3 separate regions of the Mus musculus genome follow, and all the other regions are linked to region 3. The links are chromatin loops, found by intact Hi-C in ENCODE. Cell type or tissue: heart. All regions are shown on one strand. Links, peaks and the distances in the headings refer to the core of each region. The heading gives the core; the rest is flanking DNA.

What was found. Hi-C counts contacts between places; a loop is a spot of excess contacts. Peaks named below come from ENCODE experiments on the same cell type or tissue, not always from the same donor. Only the 100,000 strongest peaks of a DNase experiment are listed, where the experiment ranks them.
Region 1: it touches region 3 in a loop (2.9-fold over the local background); 3 of 42 quality-filtered maps call a loop at or near these places.
Region 2: it touches region 3 in a loop (6-fold over the local background); 9 of 42 quality-filtered maps call a loop at or near these places.

What each region holds. Positions count from the first base shown.
Region 1 is chr5:27,852,302-27,857,427 of GRCm38, reverse strand. It overlaps Htr5a (5-hydroxytryptamine (serotonin) receptor 5A), which reads right to left. Exons shown (of 2, transcript NM_008314.2): 2 at 2,342-5,126. Among named protein-coding and RNA genes, the nearest start is that of Htr5a, 13 kb to the right of the region's middle. In heart, for the core only: a CTCF peak has its summit at 2,959 (motif pointing left); no DNase peak of the experiment used is centred there.
Region 2 is chr5:28,068,868-28,073,993 of GRCm38, reverse strand. Insig1 (insulin induced gene 1) reads right to left here and starts at 2,582. Exons shown (of 5, transcript NM_153526.5): 1 at 2,199-2,582; 2 at 323-447. The coding sequence starts at 2,556. All of the region lies in intron 1 of Gm35223 (a long non-coding RNA gene), which reads left to right. In heart, for the core only: no CTCF peak of the experiment used is centred there; DNase peaks (open chromatin) are centred at 1,983 and 2,733; H3K4me3 peaks cover 2,299 bases; H3K27ac peaks cover 2,500 bases.
Region 3 is chr5:27,992,711-27,997,836 of GRCm38, reverse strand. No RefSeq gene overlaps it. Among named protein-coding and RNA genes, the nearest start is that of Gm17695, 43 kb to the right of the region's middle. In heart, for the core only: no CTCF peak of the experiment used is centred there; a DNase peak (open chromatin) is centred at 2,456; H3K27me3 peaks cover 466 bases.

The DNA of each region.
Region 1 (5,126 bases), core at 1,698-4,197, 140 kb after region 3:
TCTGCAGTTTACACAGCCAGACTGTGGGTGGGAGGGGAGGTAGGAGGAGCCCGACTGGTGGCTGTGGGTCACCTATCCCTCACCTATACTCTTGAGACCTGTGGACACTCTATTCAGGGTGGAGGTGTGGTGGATGGCTTTTGCCACCTGAGTAAACCAGTAGACCTGAGTCTCCTGGTCCAGGCCACACCTTTCCAAAAAGTTCTCCCTCCACACAAGGCTTCCACACCTCCCAAGGCTAGAGCCAAGCCTTCTTGGGCAACAAGAAGAATGACTCCTCACACCCGTAGGCTCCTCTTCCCCGGGATGTAACTCATCCTTTAACAAGTCATCCATGGTGGAGGGACAGCCATGAGAGGTGAGGGATGGAAGAGGCAGGCGACTTCCAGTTCCAGATTGTAGTCCATGACTTCAGGGAGATCAAGGCAGGAACCTCAGCACCACATCCACAGTCAAGAGCAGAGAGAATAAACGCGACCCTTGTTTGCCTGTGTGATGTCAGTCAGCTAGCTTTCTTTACTCTCATGGAGTAGCAGGACCCAGTCCATAAAGTGGATCCACCTACATTCAAGCTGGTCTTCCCACCTCAATTAAAAATCAAACAGGCCACCACAGGCTTGCCCACAGGTCACCTGATAGCTCCTCAACTGAAACTCTTCCAGGGCTGGGGTACAGTGGCATATGGCATTAGTTCCTGCACTCAGGAGGCAGGGGTAGGTTGGATGGATGTCTCTGAGTTTGAGGCCAGCCTGGTCTACATAGCAAGTTCCAGGCCATCGAAGGCTACACAGTGAGACCTTGTCTAAAAATGAAAGAGAGAGAGAGAGAGAGAGAGAGAGAGAGAGAGAGAGAGAGACTTTCTTCTTAAGTGGTTCTAGATTCTGTCAATTAATAGCTAAAATTAACCAGCATACTTCTTAAAGGAGTCAAGTCCCACCAGAAAAAAAGAAAAAACAAAACAAAACAAAACAACAACAACAAAATCACACCTCAGTTCAAGATAGCTCTTCCTTCCCATGGGATTTGTACCAGAAAACTGGGACATTTACCATGGTTGCCTGGGCACTTAATGTGCTGCCTAGAAGTAGGCAGAAATCCTGCACAAGCATGTTTGGATGGAGGCAGACTGTCCATTAGCCTCCAGGAAGCAGTGGTGAGACTCACTGAGGGGCTAGCCATCTGCACACAATGGCTTATGACTGTGAGTTCTTCATCTCACATCATACTGGCAGACAGACAGACTGACTGATGGACTTGTGACCTGTTCTGGACATGTCAGAAGTTAAACCTTCTTGAGGGTATCATCAGAATCCAATGCAACTGTCCCAGATCGCTTGTCCCTGATGAGTCACTGCTGGAGCCTGCTCGGTTCAGCTCCTCCAGGGGCCCCAGAGAGACCTGAAGTTGCTTTCCTGGTGCCTGCTGGAGGGTACCACCATCTGGCCAGCCTCACTCCTCTGCTATGCTCCCTGGGATCATCTCCCAGATGCAGAAACCTGGCCCTTGCATGGAAATGGTGCCTGAGGAAGCAGCTACCACCTCCTGATGGAGGGAAATCAGGAAGCTTAGGCATTCAGAGGAGTGCAGGGTGTGGGGAGTATGGCCACCCCATTCCTCTTCCTAGGGGCCTCTCAGGCAGAAAAGGTGTCTGGGTCTGAGCTGCAGCCATACCTGAGCCACCCCTGGAAGAGCATCAAGCACCCTTCTTGACTCTGCATCTATAGAGCAGAGCAGAAGGCCAGGGAGAAACCTTAGGCCCAGGCTTCAAAAATGATGCTACTGTTCCTCTTCCCATCATTTTTGAAGCCTTGGCCTATAGAACCCAAAATATCTGCTCACCTGTCACTATTGTACCTGGAAAACACAAGGCTTCGCATGGCCCAGAGAGTCTCAGATCCCCCAGCAGAGCAGAGCCTTCCCTTAGCATGTTGTCTATAGTGGAACAGCAGATCTGTGGTTTCTTTCTTGTTTCTGTAAACATGTTCCTAGTCACTCTCGAGTTTGGGCAGGGTATCTTGGGCCTTCTCAAAGCCTGTCTGGTAACGAGGATCTGGCAGAATGGGCACAAGTGATGGGCACTGGTGTTTCTAGTGACTGACTTCTGCTGTGGGTTCCAGTAGTACCCCACCACCACATATATTGGCATTCGAGAGTAATGGAAAGGGTGCTGGAGAGATACTTGGCTAAGAGCACTTGCTGCTCTTTGCAGAGGACCTGGGGTCAGTTCTCAGTACCTACATCAGGCATCTCTGATTGCCTGGAACTCCAGCCCCAAAGTATCTGTGGCCTCTGGACATAATAGGCACCCATACTCATATGCACAAGTCCACACACATATTCACGTAATTTAAAAAATATTTTAAAGGGTAATGGAAAGCATCCCACAAATATTTGAATTGCATACTGGAGACACAAATCCACATTTGCATCTTATAATGTTGTTTATCAATATATCTTTGCATTGAGACGGAAGTGCAATAATTAATTGATATTCACTCCTTGTGCATCAGGTGTTCCATGCTCTAGGTTTGCAGGGTATATGATTTAAATGTTGGCCAGGAGATGCTAAATACATATGAATGGTAATGTGTGAGTTCATCTTATGAAAATATGAATAATTACTATATTTAGCAATTTAGTTAATATTATTATATACAGTTATATATTATATAACAGAGATTCAGTCCGTTTGATTATAGTATCTTTCTCTGATTAGAGTGACCAGAATCATGGGGCACTGAGGAGTGTGAACTTCCATTTCTCCCTCAGTCTTAATGAAAAGTTCAAAGGAAATGGACCTTAGAAAAGAAATGTATCTGGGCCTGGAGAAATGGCTGTGTGTAATAGCACTGACTCCTCCGTCAGAGGACCTGAGTTCAATTCCCATCAACTACTTGGTGGCTCACAAATATCTGTACAGTTCCAGGGGATTTGGTGCCCTCTTCTGGATTACACAAGTACTGCAAGTACATAATTCATGCACATGTAGACAATCATACAAATAAAATAAAAACTAGAGGTTAAAAAAAATCACTGTATTTATTATTTTAAAATTATATGTACATGTGTGTAGGTTTGCACATGTGTGCATGCCTGTAGGCAGCTGCTCAGGCCAGAGATATCAGATCCCCTAGAGACGGTGTTACATGTGGTTATGCGTTGCCTAATGTGGTGCTGAGGAAAGATAGAATCCAGGTCACCTGCAAGAGCAGGATGTGCTCATAGCCACTGAGCTGTCATTTTAGCTTCAAACAAACCTTTAAGGAAAAACAGGTAAATATTGAAGGATGGGACTGGATGAGAAACCCCATCAGAAATTTTAGATAGACAGACATGGTACAGTTTACACTGGAGTCCGTATGCGGTGTCCATTCCTTCTCTTGTGGGCACTCAACAAACACATCCTCATTATAACACTGAAAAGTCAAGTGATCCCCCTGGGTCCCAGTGATCCTGGGGACAGGAAATATGAGGAAGTAAGCGAGTCTATACTTTAAAGTACTTATGAGTCTAGTATGTGAACTAAGAAATACATGGAAGCAAAATAAAAATCTAAGGAAATCCCAAGTAAGTTCTCCACTGCATTGCTTTCATGCACAGACAGGAATCAACATGAAACATGTCCACAGTCATGAAGCTGGCTGTCGAACTCCTTTCATCAGTTCATATTCTGGTGTAAAGATTGTCTTTGCAGGAAATTCAAGATAACCTCATGTCAAAACCACAAAGAAATGATCACAAATTTTCTATTTTGGAATGTGGATGGATACAATTTATTATATACAATATAATATATCTGTGCCTTCATATATATATATATGTATATATATATATATATATAGTTTTGATTTGTGCATTTGTGAAATCAAGGACATGGAATATAATGGAGTTTTATTGCCCTAGAGTTTGGAGATATTTTGAATGATGGGTAAGCTGTTTGTTTTAAATTGAGGTGATATGGGCGAATGGTCCCATGTGGTGATAAAAGTGGTGTCGGTCGGTTGGGACCCTTCAGGTGGCAAGGATGGACTAAGTGCTGCTGTAAGTACTCAGCATACCAGGGTGGGCAGTCACTCTACTGCTGCTACAGAGGAGCACCCCGACTTTCCTTGGGTCTAGAGGCTCATCATAGTGAGTCCTCCAGGCTGAGCATAGGCAGTAAAGGACAGACAGACAGACAGTGCAGAGTTTGCAGTTAGAACATTCTATGTGCATCACTTTCCTAGGACTCAGAGTCAACAAAAAAACCAAGGCCAAAAAAAGAAAGAGAAAAAGCTCTTGTTGAAACCATTAATGAAACCTTGTTATGAGAACAGTCATGACAGTCTGGACGCATGAGTCCTTCGTTCTGTTCACTTTCCAGCCTGGCTCAGGCCAGTCCCCAGTGCACGGTGTGTGTCTAGTCTAGACCACTGCTCCAAGACAAAGGAGCTCAGAGAACTGGAGAATTTTTTTGTCTAAAAACCCTCTTGGTCTGGGTGTGGTAATACATACTTTTCCAGCATTCAGGAAACAGAGGCAGAGGTAGAGGCAGGAAGGTCTCTGTGAGTTTGAGATCAGCCTGGTCTATACAGTGGGTTCCAGGACAGCCAAGGCTACTTAGTACAGCCCTGGGTCAAACATAAATAAATGAACAGATAGTTACAACCTCATAAGGATGAAGTTGTCACATCACACTTCCAGCCAACTGCAGACACATGCCAACTCTCTGCAATGGCAGCATCGTCTGGGTGTGCTGAGAGCCCACTTCCTGGATGAGGATTCTTCAGCCAACGGCCCCTGGGTGGCTGTAAAAGCAAACCAGTGTTTCTCGCTGCTGGGATCTGAAGTGTGGGTGCTTTTGCTGAGAACCACATGCTAAGAGTTGTCCACAACCCTGTAGGTCCTGATAGCTCTATCTTCAGTTTATGGGAGAAGTCAGCACAGACAGGGTTCTCAAAAGGTGACTGGCTCTGGCTCTTCTTTCCCTCCTTGGCTCTTTTGATAGTGTTCTCAGAGTTCCCTTGGGATAGCCTTGGAGGTAAGAGTGTGCCCAAGGTTTTCTGTGGCCGTATAAACACTGTGTCTTCCCTAGCCTGTCTTGACTCACCAGTCACACTGCCAACTTGATAGTGGCATCACTTGAC
Region 2 (5,126 bases), core at 1,698-4,197, 76 kb before region 3:
AAAATGTCAGCTATGGAAAGTAGAAGCCCGCAGGGACCTCCTGACCAGCCTTGGGCTCCTGTGACAGAGAACAGGGACAGGGCTCTCACTACCACAGAGCACATCAGTGGGGTAGAAGGCAAGAGAGAGGACAAAAGTCCACTGAGCCACAGTAAACCTCTGCTTCTACTCTTAGTACAGAGGTCCTAGGAACGGAACCCCAAAATTCCTGCCACGTGAAAGCCAAGTCATACTCTGAAGCTCAGGAACGAGGGGACGAGCAGTGTCAATATACCCTGCCACAACCCAGATGACCCTCTGCACAGACACCAACTGAGGATACGGCACTGGCGTGGTTGATGCCAACGAACACGGCAATACAGCGCATAACGCTGGCCCATTCTCTCTTGAACTTGTGTGGTTCTCCCAGGTGACTGTCAATACAGGGATACAGTAAACCGACAACAGCTGTTTAAAGAAAAACAAAACAGGATTAGGATACACTGGTGAAAATCAGTCCTTGTGTGGTCATTATTAGTAGGATCCAAACCACTTATTTTCCTCGGCAGTTTGTCACCTGTAGCACAAAGTATTACCTTACATACACCTGTAAGAAAAGGCTGTGGGAAGGCCACCCCACACTGCTCTCTTTTTCTCAGCCTTGACCTGGCCCCAGTGAAGACAAGTCTCACACTGTGAGGAGGGTAGGGTCTCAAGAAGGGAGAGAGGCTGGACAGGTCTCCTCGAGTTTGTTTTCGCATGTGTGAAATGAGGATTATGTAAGTAAAGTGGAGGGCAAAGAAGGTTCTGTGGTTCTCAGAGTTAGGAACTGTCACAAACACAGATTGGACTCCAAAACATTTGGACAGCAGAAGTTGGGCACTCCAGAAGACACAAAGAGAGTAAAACCCAGGAAGGGAGGGACTGTCTGCAGTACAAGTGGGAGCAGTCTCATGGACACAGGGCACAAGACCTCAGTCAGGCTGCCGTCCCACCTTGTCCAGTGTGAACACAGGCACTCAGCCTCAGTGGTGAAAGCAGTACCAGTCCAGCCTCATATTCAGATGAGAAACTGGTTTACTGGGTTCCCTTAAACTTTCATCACAAACATGATGCTTCATGTTGAAGATAAACTTTCAAATTCAAAGAGCCTTAGGTTTCATATGTAAGGAAAAGAGAATTCAAATCTCCATCTTATTCCCCAAGGAACTTTTAAATGCTGGGGATAGTAGTTTGGTGGCAGATGATTTGCCTAGCATGAATGAGGCCACCCCCAGTCCAAAACAACCAAGAAGCACACAACTGTCATGTGGCTGACCCTCATAATGCTGCAGGTGAGCCTGAGAGCAAGCAGCCTTGGAAATCAACAGTTAAGTGTCCTGCATCCTACATTTAACCCATGACTCAGCTACAGCACAGCACCCAAGCCCAGCATATAAAGCATAGGCAGGCAGTCAATAAAAGCTGGCTTCAAAGCAGACAGGCACTGCTCCTGCTGTCCTGTGGCTGCAGATTGGAGGAAAGATGCACCTGAGCAAATACTGCCCACCTACACAGGACAGGACAAGGACAAGCAGGGCTGAGGGGGGAGAAACACTTGACAAATGGTTATCAACGCTGTACACTGTAAACTATGCAGGATCTGTTGGACTGTAATTACTCAACACTTTTGGCAAAAAGCAGCAAAATGATCAAGGAAAGAAAAAAGACTGTGGCACTGTTACAAGTTTCGTTGGGCCTAAGAGGTGACACCATAGGTGTGCTTAGGCCCAAAGGCTCCTTTTTTCCTCCTGTCCCAAGTCTACTGGGCACGGAGTTCCAGAAGGTTTGGCTGATAGCCACAATCTGCAGAAGGCAGAGAAGTCTGTCCCCTGGCAACTGCCTCTTGAGCGCACGTGATGGTTTGTTTTCAGTTATCCAGCGAGGTAGCACGTTTGCTCAGGCAGCCAATAGCTGCGTGGTGCTGCCCTCACCAGTTCTCCAGGCGGCCAATCCTGGCTTCTGGCTCAACGAGACAGCTGCGACTCCTCCACTTAAACTGCCAATTATCTCCTGACCTCATCTCCATCACTAGTCCCTCCAACTTCCGCCTGTCGCTCGCCAACGTCTGGGGTTTCCTACCCTCTCCGTTCTCCTTTTCTTGTAACAAGGGTGACTTTAACAGCTGACGTGTCCCTTCATCCCCCTCCCCCACCCCAAGAACAAGGAAAGGCACTCACCCGCTGCCGTGCCACAGCACGGGGGCACCCACCAGGCGGAGGAGAAGATGGTGGCTATCACCTCGTCGGGGAAGAGCGTGACATTCCGCTGGATCTGCAGCAGGTTGAGCACCAGGGCCAGGACCACGCCAAATGAGAAGAGCACTAGGCTCCGCTGCACCAAGTCGTGGTGCCAGCTGCCCGGCCGCGCGCTGCATCCTGTGGTTCCCGCTCGCTGGCCCCGGGGCGCGTGCTCGGGTTCGGGGACTCCGGGGCCCTGCGGACAAGCGGCCGCCGCAATCATGCCTCGCGGGAGGCTGTACGGCCTCGCAGCGCCCGCGCTTGGATAGTTCCAGACGTGGTCGTGCAGCCTGGGCATCGGCGTCCAGGCACAGCATGGAAGGTACACGCCACGACACTACACGTACCGCGCCCGGACGGCCCAGGAGCGGCCGCGGCCCCGCGCGGTTTCCGCTTATAAGGCAGGCTGCCACCGGAGCCACGTGACCTCACCCAGCCTATCCGCCGCCCGCGCGCCCTGCTGGGGGGCGTGTCTTCAAGCGGCCCCGCCCTGTCCGCGCGCCTGTCCGCTCGGGGTCTGGTGAGGCCGCCGGAGCCAATGGGAGGAGGGCGGCCCATATGACGTATGCACACGCCACCGGGGGGGTGGGGCTGGTGCCCGGCACGCGCTCGAGCGCGCGCTATTCGGGCAGGCGCCGGGGCGGGCACCGGAGCGGGCGGCCAGCGAGTCAGATGGTCCGATGCTGCCCTATTGCGCTGCCGGACCTCGGTTTCTGAGATAATGAGGTCCACGCAGGTCCGAAGGAAAGGACCCGGAGCGCAAACCCTCCTGAGTGCTTAAAAGACCTGGGATCGCTTGGGCTGGCTGCTAATGGCAAGTGCTCTGCAGGTTCACAGCTCAGACCAGGGCTCCCCTAGCCAAGACGCCACCGGCTAAAACCACAGGGTGGTGAGCAGGCCTGAAAAGGCACTGTGTGTGTGTGAGACCTTAGGTAAGGAATGTGGCTTTGTGCCAAAAGTGTAAAACAAAGTCACCCTCCTAAGCAGGCTGTTTCTCAGAGATCATGGGGGCTGTCATTTTCCCAGCGTGACACGGGTGTGGAGACCTGGCTGTCTTTCCCTCACAGCCTGTCCACTCCTCTCTTAGGCGGCTCTATGCGTTGTTTGGAAGAGCTTGAAGCAGTTTTGACTTCAAGGAATGTTGCAACTTGGGTCTTCGCCATTTTCCACACTCTGGCCAGTCCATGCATGTGAGGTTTCATGGGCATACACACACGGGGGTTGGGGACATCAGTACTGTATGGTGTATTACAGCAACATGGGAGCCTTTTTGACAGCAAGAAAGCAGGAGGGCCTGCCCAGCTTCAGCTGATAGGAAATTGTTAAAGGCAGTGAGTCTCTGCTGTGGGATGTAGCAGGTGCTGCCTCTACCACCCATCATCAGCTGCAAGTACTCTAAACAGATGTTGAGAAAGCGACACCTGTGTAAATACACACAATTTTGCCCCCAAGGAACAGACACATCGCTCATAGGAAACTTGGCCCTAAGGAACAGACATGCCAGTCACTTGCAGGAAGCTGGCTTGATGGGACAGTCCCAGACCCTGCACCCACGCCCCAGCACCAAGCATCTGTCTTGTGAGCACTGAGATGTAATTCAGTCCCTTTTTCTCAAGCCATTTTGCTTGTCTTTACAGACTCTCCCCCGGATTTTTTTCCTCTTGTTATAATTCTTACCAAGTAGGCTAAGAGGTTCTAATAATACTTTGTGTGCTTTTGTGATGCTTGCCTGGGGGCAGGGGTTGATATCTTCAGACAATTGCTCTGTTACCAACTTGGTTGTTTCTTCTGCTTACCCAAGCCAGTATTAATGCAGTCTAACCTCTGCTGCTGCTTGACCAGCTCATCTGCACCGGGACAAAGCAAGCTGTGGGCTTAAACCCTGGTGGCTGTTGTGGTATGCAGACCAAGGTGCCCTGTGGACCATGAAGGATACACCCTGTGGCCTGGTTCTCTGGGGGTCCCACGGGGGCTGCTATGGGCTCATGAGCAGTTTACCTCACTTTCAGTGAATGTAGGGTGACGGTAGAGAAGAGTTCAAACTGAGGCTCTTGGAGAGGCTGCCTGCCTATCAAAAATGATACCCAAGGCCTGCTAGGTTTTTGTTTTTGTTTGTTTGTTTTGTTTGTTTTTAATGCATACTGGAAATGGAAGATCAGGGGTCCCTTCTCTGGCCCTGAGGATGAGTGGGGTTGCTAGGGAGATGCTTTTGAGGTGGAGCTCCTTGGCCCTTCACTGTACCACTTCATGTTAATCATTACAGCTTTGCTGATTGCAGGTGCTTCCATCTACTGAGAACTTACCTGGGAGCCACCCATTGCTTTTTATCTATATCTCTGCCATTCTTCCTGGGATAATACCAATGATCATTTGTGACTTAATTCTTAAAACGGACTAGATAAGGAAGTAGATTGGCTATTTTAATGTAGTCTCACCCCTTGCTCACTGTAGACTGTTCAGAAAATAGAATCATATCTGGGGTGAGGTAATGACTTGGTCAGTAACGTGTTTGCTGATTAAGAATAAGAAACGGAGTTTGATCCCTCAGAACCCACAAGGAGCCACATATGTAGCAGTACATGTCTGTCCCAGTACTAGGGAGGCAGACAGGACCCTTGGAGCATGGTAGCTGGATCATACACCTAAAACTGAGCTCTGAGTTCGGAGAGAGACCTTGTTTCAAAAAGAGGTGGAGAGCAATTGAGGAAGACTGCTGAGATCTACCCCTGACCTCCACTTGCATGTGCACAAATGCACCTGGACACACACATGCCAGCCTTCTCCCCTCCACTGAGCACAAGCTGCGGTTAACATATCAGCGAGAGTATGCATTTCTAAGTGTGTTTCTATGCAGAAGCCTATGTGGCT
Region 3 (5,126 bases), core at 1,136-3,635:
AGTTTTCGGTGTCTCCACCGAGTGTGTCTGGCCATTTCAGCAAGGCACTGACCTCAATGTAGGCTAGTTGGAGGTTTCTAGAAGACATCCAGATTGGAGGACTAACAAAGAGTTCCCCCATTAATCAGAGAGGCCAGCTACATCAGATTGGCCCATGAGCTTGTCAGTAGGAGATTATCTGGGTTTCCTTAACCAATGTGGGAGGACCTAGGACCTAGCCTAAACTTGGAAGTACCATTCCCTGGGTTTGGGCCTTGGACTGTGTAAAGAGGAAAGGCTCTCCTACAAGAGAGCAGCAGCATGTGTGCAGTCATGCCCTCTGCTACTAACCACAGGTGACCAGCTGCTTCAAGTTCCTCCTCCCTTGACTTTCCCTCCCTCATAGACTATAACCTGGAAATTCGAGCAGTGAGCAAACCCCCTTCTCCCTCTTTTGATCAGGGTATTTTATCACAGCAAAAGACGCGCACTCTACTCCGACCCCCTGCCTGTCACCCCAGGCCCACAGGGCAGAGAAGTGAAACAGAGGCAGCTTTATTCCCTTGCCCCAGGGCCTCGGTGGATCAGATGAGCTGCCATATGTGAACTCGGCAATTCACAGACAACACTTCCAGAATCCAGTGAGACTGATGTCCTCTGGGACTGTACACAGTGGCTCAGAAGGAGAGAAACAGGTGCCTTTCAACAGCTGTTTCAGGGTTGGTCCTATTTGTTTTTCCAGGAAGAAAGCAGGTTATCCTTGTGGTGGTTTGAATGTTTGGTGCCCAGTTGTTGGTGTTTGGAGGAGGTTTAGATGCTGTGGCCTTGCTGGAGGAAGTGTGTCACTGAACTCAGGCTCCTTTAGGTAAGGGCAGCGAGCTCATTGCTCCACCAAGTTATCTCTGCGTGGACTCCGTTAGTGCATTAGAGGGGCCTTGTCTGAGGGGAAGAGATGTTTGTTTGGATCTCCCTAAGAAATGTAGTGCCCCGTCTCAGCTGCCATGCTGGTCCTGATGCTGCTGTGTTGGTTTCTCTCAATCCTTAATAGTAAAGGAAACTGCATCGATTCCGAAGGTAACAGTGAGCTTTAGGTCCGGAGAGAATGATGGGGGAGGGGTACACACTTGGTTCCTCAGCCTCCACCTGGTAACTTTGAGTTCACTTCTACACTGTCAAGTTTTCCTCCCTCCCTCCCTCCCTCCCTCCCTCCCTCCCTCCCTCCCTCCTTCCTTCCTTCCTTCCTTCTTTCCCTCCTTCCTTTCGTCTCATGCAGTTTTCAAAGCCTTTCTTTTTTTTTTTTATGGACATACATCATCGAAGCATCTGTTTTCACTTTCTTCTCTGGAAATTAATACAGCTCTTATATTAAAGGTGTTGATGCAAAGTGCAGCCCTTGTTTGTTTGTTCTGGAGCAAAATATAGATGACCGTGCCCCCCCTGGAACACAGATTGCCCCAAATACCATGTTCCAGTAGAAGATTTATAGTTCCAGAAGGAAGAAAGTCATGACCAGACACTTTCCCAATATATCAGCAGGAATATCAGACAGGTGGGTTTACAGAAAAGCACTGTAAACCTCAATAGTGTCTGGCGACATTTTTAGGCTTTTGGTTGCTGGAAGCCAGCATGTGACCAGCCAGATGGTCGCAAGGATGTTAGGTCAGACACAGCCTGCTGCTAGCCTGCCAAGAGGATGTTCTCCAAGGGACAAGGAGCAGCACAGCAGGGCACTGTTGTAGTGACACCGAGGCAAGGGATGAGTGAAGCAGCGTGTTGGCATGGAGTGTGTGCCACATGTGTATAGATGGCTGTCAGATGCCCTTGGGTTTGAGTTACAGGAGGTTTTGAACCCTGGGACCTGAACTCTGCCTTCTGGAAGATCAGGACGTGTTCTTAGCACTGATCTGTGTGGGATTTATTTACCAGGCAGTGAAATGGTCAGATGAGCAATCATAGGATGCCATCACCAGTGAGTCTGCAGGTCAGGGGTCACTCTAAGAGGTCCTCGTGGAAATGGAACACTACCTTGGAGATACCACCACCCCCAGGCAGACACTATCCACTCTGCTGAGGGCACCTGCACATTGGCATGTCAGGAGCAGATGCCAACGAGCTGAAGGATCCTCCATGGGAAGAGCAAGGTGACTAGACCAGAAAAATCACAACCCAATGTGGTCAACATCGAGATAGATAAGAGTCTGTTCTTCTTGTATCACTCTTGATACAAACTCTGAGTGTATTTTACATTTAGAACACTGCACAATTTACCGCTGGAATGTGTTACAATTAGGGCCCAACACTCACAGCCAGTGCCTAGAAGTCCTACCAGAACAATAACTCTAGATAAAGGAAAGGCAATTTACACTTTTGTCTATTTAAATTTACCAGGCTTAAAATCACACCCCCCTACTCCCTTCACTAGAACCCAGCCTTGAAGAGAACCTGTGGCTCGCTCAGGGGTGCTGGTGCCACCTAGTGACCACTCCTGGTAGTGTAGAGTCTTGCCTAGGTTGGCCTGACCTTCCTGTGAACATTTCTCAGAGCATCCTCTGAAGTGGGAGGGAAGAGGCCTGAGGGGAAGGGCAATGAGAGGTCAGTTGTGTCTAGTGTCCATTTATCTCACCGTGTAGGTGCTATTAGCCAGGGATCTCCTTTTGTGAGACACTGGCTTAGAATAATAACTGTTCTAAGGTCTTCCTGGAAGGCCAGGTCTTCTCCACCAACCACAAGATGACAGCTCATCTGCTCATCTGGCATTTTGTCCGGGTGACTTAACAAGACACTCACCTTCCGCACCTCTGCAGCTGAAGTTCTAGCTCAAGGATGGGCTCTTCCTGAAGGTCCCTGCTCCATAGGGAATTGTGAATACCTCTTTTTATTGCAAGACTACAGTCCTGTGGGATGAGGGTTCCATCCTTGGGAACAGGTGCACATGAGTTGCTGGCTATTGAGGCCATGTAGGAGCGCCTGCAAGTTGGCAGGTGGGACCTATTTGTTTGTTGGAGGGACAAACCGACCAATGCCGCGTAACATTTTTCAAGGGGCTGGAGAAGGGTTAGGGAAGGCCCGTCATTATGATGTCTTCAAGCTGGCTTTCAGAGACAGTAAGGCGTCTTGTGACTGAGAGGGCTGAGGTCTGGAAATTACCACAGGTGGTCAAGGGCACCTTGCCAGCCAGGAAGCAGCAGACACAGAGTGTCTAGCTAGTCCTGGAGTTGGGGAACACAGGTCAGCACCACTGGTTCAGAGACCCAGCACTTGCTTCCAGAATCTGGCTCTGGGCTGCCTTAGTCTACTGTGGCTTATGGCCTTGTTGAACACTCTGATCTTTATACAAATTCTATACATAAAAGAACCAAATGGAAATCTGTCAGAATCAGAAGTAAGGTGAGCTATAGTTTATTTTCCTTAAGTATATTTTTAATTAAAATATTTTTCATACAATATATTCTGATTATGGTTCCCCTACCCCAACTCCTCCCATATTCTCTCTGACTCCCTACCCACCCAAATCTATACCCTTTTCTCTCAGTAGAATACAAATAGACACCTACAAGGTAATAAAAAATAAGATTAAATAAAAGCAAACAAACATGAGTAGGTTGAATCAAACAAATTACCAAAAGAGCAAACAAAAAAGTACCAAGATGTACACATTCACACACACAGAAGTTCCATAAAACATAGCACTAGAAACCAACATGCATATACATTTGCATATACATTTGCATATACGTGCAAAAGACCTGTAAGGAAAGAGGGGGAAGAGAGGGAGGGGAAAGAGAAGAAGGAGAAGGAGTGGGAGATGATAACGTGGATGACGAATACAACAGTGAACGAATACAACAGTGAAGATGAAGACTGCTCAAAGAATTATGAGATAAGGGCTAGAGAGATGACTTAGCCATTAAAGGCTAGTCTCACAACCAAAGAAATAAGAGACAAAGAACCTCCAAAACTGCCATTGATGTGTGTGTGTGTGTGTGTGTGTGTGTGTGTGTGTGTGTGTGTGTAGGCTACTTCTGGGCATTGGACCTAGCCCTAAGAGTAGTTTGTATACTCAGTGAGAGTCTGTTGGATAAAATTAATTCTTCCTTTGCCAGTGGTAATTACTTGGAGAGAGTTTCTGGCTTAGCGATGGGGGCATGTGTTCACTTCCCCTCTCAATGCTGGGCCCCCATGTAGGCTTAAACCGTGCACACTGTCAGTCTCTGTGAATTCATCTGTGTGTCAGTTCTGTGTTTAGAAGGCCTTGTTTCTTGGTGTCTTCCATCCCTTCTGGCTCTTACAATCTTTCTACCTCCTCTTCCCCAGGATTCCCTGAACTCTGGTGGGAGGGATTTGATGGAGACATCCCATTTAGGACTGAATGTTCCAAGGTCTCTCTCTCTCTTCTCTCTCTCTCTCTCCACTTAGTTCTCTTGTAGGTCTCTGTATTTGTTCCTATCTACTGCAGAAGGAAGCTTCTCTGATGATGGCTGAGTGATGCATTGATCAATGAGTATAGCAGAATGTTGTTAAGAGTGTGCTCTTTTAGCAGAATAGTACTGATTGGGTTTTCCCTATGTCCCTGGGCTATCTAGTCTCAGGTTTAATCTCATGGACTAGGCCTTCAATCTAATCAGACAATGGTTGGTTACTCCCATGAGCTCTGTGCCACTAGTAGACAGTGTGTCTTGCAGGCAGGACACAACTGTAGATCTGAGGGTTTGTAGCTGGCTTTGTGTTTACTTTTCTTCCCTCACTTGGTGGTACATTTACACAATTCAGCTGTTTAAAAATGATGTCATGGAATTCACAGGTAGATAGAACTAGAAAAAAAAATCCACCAGAGTGAGGTAACCCAGGCCCAGAAAGGCAGCATAGTATGTATTCACTTATATGTAGATGCTAGCTGTTAAGTCAAATGATAACCACGCCACAATGCATAGAACCACAGAGGTTAGGTACAGAGAAAGGTACTAGAGGTACAGATAGATCTTTTTAGAAAAGGGACATAGAATAGATAGTCATGGATGGATGAGGGACAGCCTGGCACAGGATGATCTTCTTGGGAAGTGATGGGAGAAGAGGATGAAGGAAAGTATACAGGGAGAGACAGCTAAAATTAATGGTCACTTGAAGGGTAGTGTGGAAATCTGATTCAG